Regions from separate parts of the Homo sapiens genome. Here region 2 is linked to region 1. Evidence: chromatin loops called from intact Hi-C (ENCODE). Cell type or tissue: GM12878. All regions are shown on one strand. Links, peaks and the distances in the headings refer to the core of each region. The heading gives the core; the rest is flanking DNA. Region 1 overlaps PTH2R (parathyroid hormone 2 receptor). Region 2 has its middle 330 kb from the start of MAP2.

Region 1 (2,929 bases), core at 144-2,643:
CCGGCTAATTTTTGTATTTTTTGTAGAGATGTGATTTTGCCATGTTGTCCAGGCTGGTCTCAAACTCCTGGGCTCAAGCAATCCACTCGCCTCTGCCTCCCATAGTGCTGGTATTACAGGTGGGAGCCACCATGCCCAGCCATATGAAGCCATTCTAACAGGTATGAGGTGTTAGCTTGTGGTTTTGATTTGGATTTCCCTGATAATTAGTGATGATGATCACTTTTCACATACTTGTTGGCTATTTGTAAGTCTTTTTTTTTTTTTTTTTTTTTTTTTTTTTTTTGTGATGGAGTCTCACTCTGTCACCCAGGCTGGAGTGCAGTGGTGCGATCTCAGCTCACTGCAACCTCTGCCTCCTGGGTTCAAGCGATTCTCCTGTCTCAGACTCCCGAGTAGCTGATATTACAGGCACGTGCCACCATGCCCAGCTAATTTTTTTTATTTTTAGTAGAGATGGGATTTCGCCACGTTGGCCAGGCTGGACTCAAACTCCCGACCTCAGTGATCCGCCCGCCTCGGCCTCCCAAAGTGCTGGAATTATAGGCATGAGCCACCGCAGGGCCAACTCCTTTTTTTTTAAAAAAATATTTTAATGCATTTTGGTAGCAAACTGACAGGAACAGTGCAAAAACAACATTAAAAACATGTACTTGCATGTAGGATTTCTGAGAAAAGTATAGTGAGTGGATGGAATTTACTGTATGATAAAAGTGCTACAAACACCAGTTAGTTGCTGTCAAGAAATTTTTTTTTTTTAAAAATCCAAATGCTGGCATTGTTCAGAAAAATTTAACAGGTCTATTTATAACTGCTATAAAGGTGAACTGCTGAAACTTGTTCAGCTGAAACATTTGGTGTGCATTAATACTTTGTTTCCATGCATTTATATTACAAATTCACACAAAAACAAAAATGGAAAAACTGCCAATACGTGATTTCTATTCCCTATTTTTTCACTCACAGTCATTTACTTAGGTGCCTTTTGACTCCATGGGGGCAGCGGCAGGGGGAATCTAACGCTCAGAAATACCAATAAAAGGAAGAAGAGCTTTTCATTTTTTTTTCTTTGAGAATGAAATGTTTCCCATCATAGTGGATTGTCAAGCAAGTTCTCCATGAATGCAGCATGGATGTCTTTTGGCATAATTGTTACACATTTGGCCTGGATTGCACACAGCTCGGTGTCTCCAGAGAGGCCAACCTGATAGACGTCACTTTTCTCCTGCAAAGCACCAGCAGCTGTGCTCTGGATGTGTTGATCTGTTTTGAAGTCCTTAGCAGTTTCTTGCACCAGATGCTAGGAGAAAAGTTTATGGATTAGGCATTCAGTGGACTTCTGATAACATCTAATTTCACCAAGCGCCTTGGTATCCAGCCTGTTAACGGTGAAGTTTCTTCACCCCTCCAGTAGATGGCACACTGGCCTTTGTAGTTTTTTTGCAGGTTGCTTTGAGGGCAATCTGCATGGCATAGAGACCTCCTAACTCATTCCACTTGGGCTTGGTGAGCTAGAGCTGTATGTCTTCTTTTGAGAAACGTCTATTCAGCTCCTTTGCCCATTTTTAAATTGGGTTGTTTCTTGGTATTCAGTTGTCTGAGTTCCTTATATAATTTGGATATTAGCCCCTCATTGAATACATTAATTTTTATTGAATACATTAAATACATAAATATTGCAAATATTTTCTACCATTTCACAGGTTGCCTTTTCACTCTATTGATTGTTTCCTTTGCTGTGCAGAGGCATTTTAGTTTAATGCAATCCTGCTTGTTAATTTTTGTTTTTCTTGCCTGTGCTTTTGGTACCTATTTCTAAGTATTTTATTCTTTTTGTTGTTATTGTAAATTGATTTTGTTCTTATTTTTTTTGGATAGTTCATTGTTTGTACAATTTGTTCAACATTTCAGCCAAATTCTTCTTATCAGCTAGCTTTTGGCATCTGTCCCAGGGAAGAAAGTGCTTACATTCCATCCTCCTTGGAGATGTCAGACTTTCCTTAAATTTCGGGTTAATTGGTCATCCTGTAACTTTGTTCTCTGATGCATTTTAAAAAGTTAAAAAAATTTTTGTCAGATTATCCAGCATTTGTTTGTTATAATAGCAAACAAATGGTGGGAGCAAGTTTTCTTTTCTTTTCTTTTTTTTCCCCCTAGCTTTCTACTATTGGGGAAATATAATTTAATACAAAAATCTTCTCCTAACCTAAAAATCTTCTCCACAAAGGTAATACAGAAGAAAAACACTTTTAGTATTAAGTTACTCAACCAGAATGTGGTGTGCACTACACGCAATCTGCTAAGAGATTGCAAAGAGAAAGAAATCTCACTCCTTTTTATAGCCAAGCAGTTACAACTCATTATATACACGTTTTCAAGAGACACAATAACTAGTTCTCAAGTAAAAGGGACTTGACAATACTATATGCTACACATGATTCATCCTAACTTTACCTGGTAATTGGGGTGACCACCTGTTGTGGCTAAGTAGCTTTATTGGAGGAAAAACAAGCTTGTCATTTCTTTATGTCAGGAGGAAGTTTTGCAACTTCAAGATAGGTGCCTACAGAAGTTAAGCTTCTATCCTACAAAAACTGAGAGACAGGGATGCTATCTCTCTTGATGTTAGCATTTCAAAAAGATGGTTCCTAGGTCCTTGCGAAAGACATTCCTGGGCCATAAAGCTGACCAAAGGCCTATCTAATCTTCAAAAGGATTTATAAACATTTCAAAGAGATGAGAAAGTACATACAAGTTTTCTAAGGTAAATGCTCTAAGAAAAAGGAGGAAAGTGAAATCTCTTCCCCCATTTTCAACAGGGAGAATGAAGACTCTTATTTTTAAATTTGTATTTGGCCTCACACCGTCTCCTATGCAGCAGCTGACATCTCTAGGCTAATCTGATAATGAAATGGTCTTGCAGTGATTT
Region 2 (2,929 bases), core at 217-2,716, 620 kb after region 1:
AACCATAGGAAACTTACTTCAAATCACTAGGATTAATTTTTTTCATTTACAGATTAAAGTTAAAAATAATAACCATCTCAAAGTATTATTGTTAGAATAAAACTATATAACATTTAAACACAGTGAACAGTACACATTATACAATGTTAGCAATTAGTATAATTACTAATGTCTTCAAGGAGAACATAGTCACATCCACTTCTATGATAAACTTTAAAACAAATGATGCTAGAAAGATCCTATCAAAATTATACCCTAGTATTTAGTAATAACTCTGAGATTTTATAATTTTGATCTTGAGAATTTAGTATTTTCAAAGTTAGATTAAAAACAAATTTAGTTTAAAAACTGTGTTTGAATCAAATTAAAATTTATGTTTAGTCAACAAATTAGAGCAGCTTTTTGTAAAAACAATAGCCTAATAATCAATGTTCATCCGGTTAAAAAAATTATAGTACATTCCAACACTGGAACAAAATGCAGGCTTAAAAATAAATAAGAATTTTTTTTACATACTAATATACAACAATCTGTAGGATACACTATTATGTGAAAAATGCTGGGTTCAAGAGAGTATATTTAGTATTCTATCAGTTATATAAAAATGGAAATAAAACATTGTGTGTGTGTGTGTGTGTGTGTGTGTGTGTGTGTATTTGCCAGTAAAAATTAAAACTGGTTGCTGGCAGAAAGGGACTTGGGTGGTTGAAAGAAAGAGGTGGCAAGAATACTTTCCGTTTCTTATATTTGTGTATCTTATATTTGTGTATATATATATATACAATCCGTGTATGTAAATATACATATAAATTCAGAAGACAAACAAGTACATACACACACATGCACACACACATACAAATAAAATACGATTAAAAAATAAGAGTAACAATGGGGTGTTTAAAGAAAGTCTAATAGAGGTGTATGCTAAGAGAAATAAAGAGGTGGGCTAAACCAGAAGTGTCAAGGGTTCAGACATAAACCAGCCCAAGCTCCATTATTTCAAGGTCATTTTATTATAATTACTGTTCTTTCTTTGATTCATCCTTTCAATACTAAACACATCCTTTCAAACAAACAAACAAAAAAATGCACTGCTCTTTGGCCCTCTACACATTTCTCACATCCACATCAGGCCTCCTGAGTTGCTGCAAATTTCACTGTAAGCTCATCGAATGGAGAAACCATCTTGGTCATCTACATCAGCCTGGCACGTGATAAGCAGTAAAGATTTGATGAATGAATCAGCGAAAAAAGACAGCTACATTCCAGAACTTGATCCAGAATTGATCTCCTTGTTGCCATTTTATGGGATATGATACATTTATGAGGTAAAAAATATTCTAATATAAAACGGTGTTCTTTCACCATTTTGTATTTTGTGACTTTCATTTATAACGTACATTTTTTTTGTCAGGTAACATGAGTCTTTTTTCTTTTTTCTTCTCTACATAAATTTTGTTGCTACTTTAATAACTATTGTTCATGATCAATTGTGTTACTTTGCAAAGTATCTAAATTTTAATCTATTAACTCAATTGGACATTTATTACTTTAGAGTAAAACATTTTCAAGATGAAACACTGCTATTTCTTTCTAGCTTCTAACTCCTAAATCTTTTTGTAATTTCATAAAAATACAACCTAAAATCACAAATTAAAAGGCCAGATTTTCTTGTTTCTTGAGAACTTGCCAAATTAGTTTTATAATAGTTATAAGCATAGATGGTCCAGTCCTCCTTTATTGAGTTAATGAAAATGCTGTAGAAGCAATCACTCAGTGAGATGAAAACAAACAATTTTATTTTAAGAGGTAATTTTATTTCCACCCTCATTGGCATTTAGCAAAATTTTCTTGAATAAATCACTACAAAAAGACACCAAAGTATTTCACAGAGCCTTTGTAGGTACTGAGCATCAAACATTTCATCTTATATTTCCTCTTAAATTGAAATTAAGCAATCATAAATGTAACAAAAATTTTGTTATTTATTAACCTATAATATCAAGTTGCAGGTGTTCTCAAAATGAGATAACTAAGGTCATCTGTTTAATTTCTGTGATATCATACTATCCACATACTATGGTTAGATTTAACTGAATTACTGATTAAGTGAACTTTGCATTTATCTCTAAAATTAAATTCTCAAGTACTTGTGTTTAAATTTGCAAATTCCAATTTCTCCTAAATATATTCATTTCTTATTTCACTATAACAAGTTTAAGCTTTAAAAAGACAGGTTTATTTTAAGAGAATTAATCCCAACAATTAAAAACTAAAAACAGCTTTCAATTTGCTTTTCAGCTGCTAAATAAATTAGGGAAATACAAAGTGGTCATCCCTCAAACACAAAGGTAAAGAAAGAAGCAATTATGAAGATAAATTACTTAAGTTATTTTTCTTAAATCAGATTCTTTTCTCTTAAATAGGTTTTTGGGCTAATACCCATAAATTTATCCTTATTTTTCTCTGAAAAGAATAATCATCCAGACTTTATCTTTTACTCACACATTTAGAAATCCAATTTACCCCAAAATGAAGCATTAACATATTTTTCAAAGAAATGTTCACAAGAGTTCTTAGTGTGACTTATTAGCATAATCCCCACCTGCTTATACCATTAGGCAGTTCAGTAGCAAGTGATACAAGTCTATGTCAGGTTAAAAGAATTTCATGATTCATAGTACCTCAAAAGCATTAGGATCTATGTATGAAGCTCTTTATAAACCTGGCCTTAATGGTTAATTTATTCTCAGATTTCTGGAGAGCATATCGCTGTCTAAAAAATGTGTAACCACATTTATTGCTCCACATACTTTCTCATGATTTGTCATATTAACTTTCTACCTCCAAATATCATCCTTCACACATTTCCTGTTGCCAGTGCTGCCACAGATATGAATGTCACTTGGAAGTACAGAATTTATTTTCA

Evidence for each region. Hi-C counts contacts between places; a loop is a spot of excess contacts. Peaks named below come from ENCODE experiments on the same cell type or tissue, not always from the same donor. Only the 100,000 strongest peaks of a DNase experiment are listed, where the experiment ranks them.
Region 2: a loop joins it to region 1, with 2.0 times the contacts of the local background. A loop is called at or near these places in 1 of 110 quality-filtered maps.

What each region holds. Positions count from the first base shown.
Region 1 is chr2:208,465,135-208,468,063 of GRCh38, forward strand. All of the region lies in intron 9 of PTH2R (parathyroid hormone 2 receptor), which reads left to right. It also overlaps the pseudogene H3P9. Among named protein-coding and RNA genes, the nearest start is that of PTH2R, 60 kb to the left of the region's middle. In GM12878, for the core only: a CTCF peak has its summit at 1,417 (motif pointing right); no DNase peak of the experiment used is centred there.
Region 2 is chr2:209,088,491-209,091,419 of GRCh38, forward strand. No RefSeq gene overlaps it. Among named protein-coding and RNA genes, the nearest start is that of MAP2, 330 kb to the right of the region's middle. In GM12878, for the core only: no CTCF peak of the experiment used is centred there; a DNase peak (open chromatin) is centred at 1,228.